Regions from separate parts of the Mus musculus genome. Here region 1 is linked to region 2. A link is a contact called in ENCODE Hi-C or POLR2A ChIA-PET data. All regions are on one chromosome and are shown on one strand. The core of a region is the stretch at or near the end of the contact, and the rest is flanking DNA. Distances in the headings are between cores, read along the strand shown.

Region 1 (4,186 bases), core at 183-2,682, 220 kb before region 2:
CAACAAGGCCACATCTCCCAATGGTGCCACTTCCTGGGCCAAACATATTGAAACAACTACAAGAGGCAAGCATGTTTTACCATGAAGCCATCTTATCAGCCCTAGTTTTGACTTTCCAAGACAGAGAGACTCATGCAGCCCTACACTGGCCTCTGTCTCCTGAGCCTGCCCTTCCCCAAGGTGTCAGCATTGCTAGGCCTGTAAACTTCTTTTCTCTATTTTTAAAATCGATTTTTATTTATGTATATGGATGTGTGTGGATGTGTGCCACAGTGTGCTGATGCTCCTGGAAGCCAGAAGAAGGCATCGGGTCCCCTGGAGGTGGGGTTACAGCAATTGTGAGCCTGCTAGTGTGTGTCCTGGGAACTAAACTCACGTCTTCTATAAGATCAGCAAAACTCTTCATCACTGAGCCATCTCCCCAGCCCTATAAACCTCTTTCCTTTATAAAGCAAGCCCATCTCAGGTGTTTTACTACAATGATGAAAATCTAATACAGGCCTGGGTCTCAGGACCACTATCTTCACAGCCACAGAGCAGACACACAACAGAGTGAAGGGAGACTGGCTGTGGCCCCTCAGAAACTAACAGCTTTGCAAGGAGGAGGACTCTGAGATCCACTAAGCCACCTCTCAGGAATGCTGGGATTAAAGGTGTGGTCCACCACCCGATAGGCTAGTGTCCTTCTTGAACCCCACAAATGAATGGAGGTAGCTTTTCAAGCTATGCTCATGGGGATAGGAATACAACTGTCCTAGTTGGCTTCCACTGTCATCTTGACACAGTCATGACTTGACACAGAGTCATTTAAGAGGGGAGCCTCAGCTGAGGAACTGTCTAGATCTGATGGTGGGAGAATGTTTTATTATTAATCAATGCAGGAGGGCCCAGCCCACTGTGGGCAGCACCAGCCCTAGGCAGGTGGTTTTATATATATATATATATATATATATATATATATATATATATATATATATATATAAAAGCTAACTAGGCATGAGACCACATGTCGGCCAATTAGGAAGTAGCATCTGTCATGGCTCCTGCTGTACTTTCTTGGGCCATGAGTTCATATCCTTGTCAGAGGTAGTATTTCATGGACTAGCAAACAGTCCCCACTTCAGGTTCCTGCCTTGACTTCCCTCAACGAAGGACTTGTGACTTGCATATATATGTAAGATGAAATAAGCCCTTAGGTTGCTTTTGGTCAGAGAGTTTTATCACAAGATCAGAAAGGAAACCAGAACAACGGAGCAAGACTTGGAAACTGCTTCCTCGAGCAGGCACACTGCTCCCAAAACCCTACAAGCCCTACAAGGCCTTGTATCCTCCTGGGTCTCATCTAGCAGTTCCTGCCTCAGCCGCACGAGGGAGCCTTTGCCACTCCCTGCTGTCTTCAAAGTCCCCAGTCTCCTTAGGACTCCAGAAAGGGGCCAGCCTTTGAGGCTCTCCTGCCATGCAGAATGAGTTCCTTCTGAGCCCTGGGTGGCACAGGAGACTGGCGTGAGCTCGGGCAGCGGGGGAGGTTTCAGAACACAAGGCTATTTTTAACCTGGCACAGATGCCCTATTCCCAGCGAACGGAGGGGGTGGGGTAGGTGGGAAGCAATCTTGCCTTCCTGACTTATTGTTGTTTCATTAACCACTTCCGATGTTGGATACGAGGGGCATCACCTGGTTTCGTGGCTATTCTTCCTTGCCACAACCCCTTCCTGCTTCCCACTGCTCAAGCAGCGTTCTCCCCGCAGGGGGCAGAGAAGGAAGGGGAGAAAACGGGATTGACCAAGTGACGGTGACTAAGGGTGAGGAAGGGGTAAGCATTCTGTCTTGTGCTGTCAGCAGTGGGAGTGGGTCCAAAAAACCACTTAGCCCCTTAAATTGCTCACTTCTCCTCTCTCTAGTGGGTGTGCTCTAAATGGCTTGGAAAACCATTGCAGCTAATCAAAGGCAGCTGGAAGAGGGCCAGGCTGGACCCAGCAGGGGGCTGAATTGAGCCCGGATCCATTATCGCTACCCAGTCCAACATTTTAGTAGTGGGTTTCCGTCTGATTTCAGAGTGAGATGATTAGGTCATTATTTGTTAAATTATACCTTTTAATTAGTGGATCTATTAAAATGAAAAGCCTGAGAGAGGCACACAAGCCTCTGGGTTTTTGTTGGGGATTTATAATTACCACTGTTTAGAAGAGATTAGTGGGGGGGGGGGGCGGGCGTTAAAACCTTTTAAGAAAATCCTGGGAACAGAGATGCCAATAAGTAAGATATGGACCTTGCCGTTGCAGCTGTCTGCATCATTATCCATTTCTCATTACTGCAGAAAATGGGGGTGAAAGGGCCGAGGTCTAGCTCAGCAGTACAGCAACTCTCAGCATGCTGAAGGCCCTGGGTTCCACCCCCAACGCCCAAAATAATAAATCAAGGAAAAGATAATCATGCTTGGCTATGGCTTAGCATTAGAACATTTGCCTTGTGAGTCCCCAAGTTCCATCCCCAGCACTTACAAAGTCTATATAAAGTCACGCAGATTCTCTCTCTCTCTCTCTCTCTCTCTCTCTCTCTCTCTCTCTCTCTCTTTGGTGTTGGGGATGGAACCCAGAGCCTTACGAATATTCATAAATACTACTGACTGCTCCTCAAACCAGTTAGTTCAGTATTTTCCAAAGAGCGCGTCCAATACTGGTACTGAGAAACTAAAGGAGATCATGATTTTGGCCAGTACAGTGAGGAGTTTTAACCCATCATTCATTCCTTATAAGTTTGTGTTCTTGGGCGGTAGGGAAGTTGCGGGTGGTTAGGGGAGCGAGATACTGGATCTGTCTATGTAGACGTAAGCCTTTGGGGAGTTTGAGTTGGTCTTTGGGAGGAACCAGCAGGGATAATATGACGATGCTGTTTGGATTTGAGCTTCCTTCCTGTCGCTGTCCAACCTAGCTTTACAGAGTCCGCTGGTTGCAGAACGGCCTTAGTCCAGCAGAGGGCGCGTCACCGCCGGTTTTTAGACGCTCTCCGCTACAGGACGACACATTAGACCATCTGTGAGAGCCCAGCAGCATGGCTCTCCTCTCCCGCTGTGTTTCTTCTGTCTCTGCTGTCAGCAAGGAAGCCGATCTCTGCACACATTTGGTCTCTCGGACTATCAGAGGCCGCGGAGGCACATGCTCCGACTATTTTCATCTTTTTACTTAAAAGCAGCTCCTCGCTGCTCGCTTCACCACCAAGGGTATCTAAGCTACTTCTAAGACTTCCAGATCCGAAAGCCTTCCTTCCAGTTGCTCTATGTTCTGCAGACCCCATTGACAGCAGGCGGGGTGCCTCTCCCCAGTCTGACATGAGCTCTTGTCCACTGTTCCTCCTCCAATCTCCCTTAGACTTCATTACCGTGTCCTGTCATGGATCAAAAACCCCACGGGCACAGCTACTAGGAGCATCTTCTGTTCTCTGTCTCCAGGAATCAGCACAGCGTTTGATACAAACACCCCAGAAATACTCAATGCACAAATGAGTGCAGTCATGTAACTCATGTAAATTCAAGTTTAGGCTCTTCTCTCTCTCTCTGTCTCTCTCTCTGTCTCTCTCTCTCTGTCTCTCTCTCTCTGTCTCTCTCTCTGTCTCTCTCTCTCTGTCTCTCTCTGTCTCTGTCTCTCTCTCTCTCTGCACTGAGCAAGCTCTCTGCACTGGGGAAGCAGACATAAAAGGCACAGTTCCTGTCCTCAAAGAGACTGTAATCAGTAGAAGGCAGACATGAATCTGGGCAACTTGAATTTCCAGCTTCCTCTGGGTTGGCAGTTAATTTCACGCCCGCCACACAGGAAGGTTGCTGGCTGGCTGGACTAACACCCCCACCCCTGAAATTCAACCACAGAACTTGACTCCCAACCTTTCCTCGGGTTCTATTACTTGAAGCCCCAGCTTACGCTCTACATCCGATCCTTCCTATGAAACAGGACCACCTTGCCAAGGTCACGCTGATTGGACATCGGGGTTTGTCTGAGTCTAGTTGTCTCACAAGGAGGAAATGAGAAAACAGCCCACTGACGGGCAGTTTGTATTCTAAAGGCGGGCTTTTGGAATTGGTGGTGTTTGTTGGAGTTTCTTTGGTTTGGTTCAGTTGAGACAGGGCCTCACACTCTATTCCAGGATGGCGTTGAAATCATAACAATCCCCCTGCTTGCTGGTTTGATGCTGCA
Region 2 (4,375 bases), core at 1,278-3,777:
TGCTGCGCTCGACATTTTGGAGCCACCGTGGAGCACCCCAGACTCATGTGACACAGGCTTCTAGAGAAGAAAGGACTTCTAGGCTGGTAGGCGCCAAGGGGCTTCCTTTTTTCAGTCCTGGAAAAAATAGTTTAACTTGCTGTAAGACCTTGGATAAATCTTTGCTGCCTGCCATCAGTGCAGTGAAGGGAGTGAGTGGGGTAGTGACCAAATTCCTACTCCTGAGCTTTAAACTCTCCACACACAGGAGAGTTCACATGGCCAACCATTCACTGGTATGGGAGAAGAGAGGCAAACTGGAATGTGTGACTCCTGTCTTGAAGGAACCATGGTGGAAAGCTATTGCTGTCTCCATCCCCCACATCCTGGAGCATAGGTGTTGATGAGTACCTCCTGTGTTCTGGGCCAAGGGATATGGAGGGGCCCAGGCAGGGGGCCTGTTCTAAAAAAGTCCATCAATAAGTAGGGTTATTCCAGGCTGGGTGATTATGAAGAAAACAGGGAAGGGTTGAGAGGCTTAGCTGGAGGGTTTTTTTTTGGGGGGGGGGGTCAGAGGAGACTTGGGTGAAGACAGGGTTTCTGTGTAACAGCCCTGGCAGTCCTGGGACTCACTTTGTAGACCAGTCTGGTTTCAAACTCACAGAGATCCACCTGCCTCTGCCTCCCAAGTGCTCGGATTAAAGGCGTGCGCCACCACGCCCCGCTTGGTAATTTAAAGGATGAACTTTCGTGGGTTTGACCACAAAAGATCTGGGGACAGTGAAGTCCAGACAAAGGAGCCTACGTGGCAGAAGCTCTAGGAGAGGTGTGTTCAAGAGCAGAAGGCCATGCAGAGTGGAGGGGACAAAGTGGAAGGCATAAGGACTGGTCAGCATCAAGAAGGAAGCCATTAGAGCCTTTCGGCACAATTTCATAGTGTTGATGTGTCTTGAGCATGACCTGGGTACCGGGCATCAGTCTGTGAGGCAAGTGCTAGTGCCATTTTATATACGAGGGAATGGAAGCTTAGAGAGTGACCCAGATGATGTTACATGGTGCTTAGCAAAGGAGCTGGTTCTTAAATCCAGACAGCTTGGACCCTATATATAGGCTCTCACTCTACCAGCTGCCTCACTTACATGGCCTCTGAGGAGAAGCCCAGCACTTGCTCAGGCCCTGAGGCTGTTTCTCAGAAATCCATTTGTCAGGGTTGTGTGGTCAGTGGATAACCTAGATAGGAACTCATGGAAGCTCCAGGTTCCTACCCAGCTGCCTCGTGGATAGGGTATGCCACCTGGCCCAGGACACTGTGTCTCAAAGGGCATAGGGATGCTGTTGATAATGTGTGTGGACATGAGACTCAGAGCAGATGCAAGGCTTGGGGGGTGAGTCTGCTCAGAGCTATACAGTAAATTGCCAGTATCCCCATATTCACTAGCAGTGGGATCTCTACCTAGATCTTCCTGGCCAGTGTGGGAGGTAAAGTCAGTTTCAGAAAAGGATTTTATGTTCTTTTTTTTTTTTTTTTTTCAAGACAGGGTTTCTCTGTATAGCCCTTGCTGTCCTGGAACTCACTCTGTGGACCAGGCTGGCCTGGAACTCTGAAATCCGCCTGCCTCTGCCTCCCGAGTGCTGGGATTAAGAGGCGTGTGCCACCATGCCCGGCTCAGATTTTATAATTCTTATCAAACTGTTGCAAGTCAAGGCCTTTGAGCCTGTGGTGGTCTTCTAGACCCTTCACATTCCAGTAGCAGCCAGGATGGAAGGATCCTGGAATGCCTACTGCCTCAGGCAGCTGAGGTCTGCCTCTGCTGCTCTGGCCTTGGCCATCTCCAGACTGGGCTGTTGCCCCTGCCCTTGCTACCGCCCTGCTGACCCCAGCATGGCCCTGGGCAAAGGCAGGGTAAAATACTTGCTTTTCACTTGCAGCTCGGCCCTACAGTAAAATCCCCAGGCTGGGGAAGGCCTTGGCAGAGCCGCAGGGTTGGGGAGAGATGAAGGCCAGAAGCAGTCCAGTTTTGAGTTTTGTCTGTCTCTCCTTAAAGTTCAGCCATGCCCAGCCAGAGCCCATGAGTGTGGTCTACTCAGTATAGGCCGAGGCCCTGGATGGAGCGCTGGAAAAGGCAGGTTGCTGTGGAGCTAAGAAGCTAACCTGGCTTCAATAAAAGCCTCATCCAGAGCTGCTAAACCCCTTCCATATGTGGACCTTGGGAACTTGAGAGTTCTTGAGAGGGGGAGGGGAAGGGAGCAGAGGCAAAGGGGCCTCACCCGGGTGTCTTAGAGTAGGGAGTCAGCCTAGCCCATCTGTGGCTGGTTTGGGAGGAGAGGGGTAAACTGCAGCCACAGAGTACCTTCAGGGCAGCCTGGCTGGCCCTGCTTGCTGTACCTGTTCCAGGGGCAGAGGGCTAGAAAGTCAGAGCTGGCTGGGCTTTTACAGTAAGGCTGCCAGGCCACTGGAAAGATGAGGTGACAATTTCCTGATCCTGACCCTGGTCTTTTCTGACCCAGTTGCTGAGCTGGAACGCAGGATGGAGGCCTGTTCCTCTGCCCTTCCCTGAGCTCAGCAGCCACGTTGACAGAATCTTAAGTGCCCTGTTGCAGGAAGGCGAGGCAGTCTCTTGGCAGATCCCTTTTCAGACTGCCTGCCCTGCTGTGCCTCTCAGGCCTGTGGCGTGTCCCAGTGACAGGCTGGCTTCGTTTCCCAGAGGATACAACCCTAAGCCTGTGACTACTTGGGAAGACAAGCTAAAGCAACCCAAGATCACCACCGTGGCCCTTGGTATCCGAGTCCTAGGAATCCTACCCACAGCACACATGGTACCTAACTGGGTAGAGGATCTCCAGGAGCATCCAGACTCCAGGCTACCTTTCGTTTGGAACCTATCAGCAGTGTGTTTTACTGAGGCCCTTGAGTCATGTGACGCCCCTGTGTGGCCTCTTAGCACAGCAGCTTTAGCACGCTGGATTTAAAGAACATTTATTAAAGAACATTTCACTTTTATAAATCTCTAAAACAAGCTGTAGACTTTGAAGAGAGACAGGCTAAGGAGAGTCTGTACCTTTCCAGAAGAGGGCAGTGGCGGGTCTCAGTCTCAGCAGGCCAAAGGCAGAGTAGACTAGGAATGGTAGGCTGGTAGGAGCAGCTGCAGAGGGCAGGAAGTCAGGGGCTTGTACAGGAGGCTGAGCTCCTCCCAGCCTCTGCCCTGCAGTGCTGTGGCAGCGGTAGAGGGGGTATCCTAAGAAAGGGGGTTTCACTTTCAAAGGTGGGGGCCTGGAGCCCTGCTGAGCATTGTCATTGGTGGTGTGTGTCACCCACTGAGCCACTGGGTGTATCCCAGGGCACTGTGTGCTGAAGAATGCTCTTACCTCTGTCTCTCTCTCCACTGAGACCAGGGGGTGGCTGGTTTTGACTTTGTCCCCAGCTGCTCATAGGCAGGTAGGCCTCTTAGTGAAGATTGAACAATACACATGAGGGCATGTCCAGAAGCTGAAGCCACATAGTCATCGTTCCCAGAACGCTGAAGGGAAGGGCTAGCTGTCTGGTAGAGGACATGTGTCATAGTAGAATGTGGCCCAGCAGTCAGGAAGACTCAGGCTTGAAAATGGCTTTATCAGCTGATCGAGACTAGGAAAACAGATGCCAGTGGCACACTTGCTTTGTGCCTCCTAAAGGCAGGGCACAGGGAAGTGGCCAACAAGTGATGGTATTACCTGTCTGGGCTGGTGAAGCTGAGCCTGGGGAGGAAGGACTTCCACACCTGAGGACGTCCTCAAAACTCACACTGAGTGTCCTCTGTCCCTGGTGCCTTCCCCTTATATGACCATGTGGGTGCTTCCTGTCCTGCATATGGCGTCACTTTGGTCTAAAAAGAGTGATAGCTAACTGGGATTCTAACAGGGCCTCTGTGTTATGTGGCTCACGACCTGCTGCACTCTTGGACAATAGTCTGAAGGCCTCCACTTCTTTTAGGGAGAGGGCTGAGGGCATGGCCACAGTGGCCGAAAGCAAAACACAGACGGTTGAGTTGCTGTGCGTCCATGTTTGACCACTGCTTAGTAACTCCCTCTAAGGTGTTTTGGGACCTGTTTCTCTCTCCCCTGAGCCCCACCCTAGAGGATCCTCACTGAATGTATATTACCTCTGGTTCTCCGCCATCCAGCCCCTCACAAGCCCCATCTGCCTTTCTCCATCACATGGTCTGATACCTTTCACTCAGTGCCTGTTCCCAGGACCCACAGATAGCACCTGTATTCTGGGAGGCTGTCCCCTCTGAGTGACATCCCAGGGGCTGGCTCCTGCACCCTGAGCACTAATCTAATCAGGAAATAGCCGAGTCCCCAGTTCCCAGGGGTTATAAATAGTCACAGCAACTCAGGCAGCATCATTTCTCTGGAA

Evidence for each region. Hi-C counts contacts between places; a loop is a spot of excess contacts on that map. ChIA-PET counts read pairs that join two places held with the same protein, here RNA polymerase II (POLR2A).
Region 1: a map of mouse embryonic stem cell shows a loop between it and region 2 (3-fold over the local background). The contact joins two enhancer-like sites. A Hi-C loop is called at or near these places in 1 of 37 maps with a recorded cell type or tissue (mouse embryonic stem cell). POLR2A ChIA-PET finds 5 or more read pairs at or near these places in 1 of 5 experiments (embryonic stem cell).

Annotation. Positions count from the first base shown.
Region 1 is chr11:76,644,958-76,649,143 of GRCm38, reverse strand. All of the region lies in intron 1 of Gm46288 (a long non-coding RNA gene), which reads right to left. Among named protein-coding and RNA genes, the nearest start is that of Gm46288, 20 kb to the right of the region's middle. Within about 2 kb of position 1,432, at least 1 of the 3 ENCODE cell types and tissues checked has a DNase peak (open chromatin) inside an H3K27ac peak, as active enhancers do.
Region 2 is chr11:76,427,957-76,432,331 of GRCm38, reverse strand. The region is part of intron 16 of Abr (active BCR-related gene); the gene reads left to right. Among named protein-coding and RNA genes, the nearest start is that of Timm22, 23 kb to the right of the region's middle. Within about 2 kb of position 2,527, at least 2 of the 3 ENCODE cell types and tissues checked have a DNase peak (open chromatin) inside an H3K27ac peak, as active enhancers do.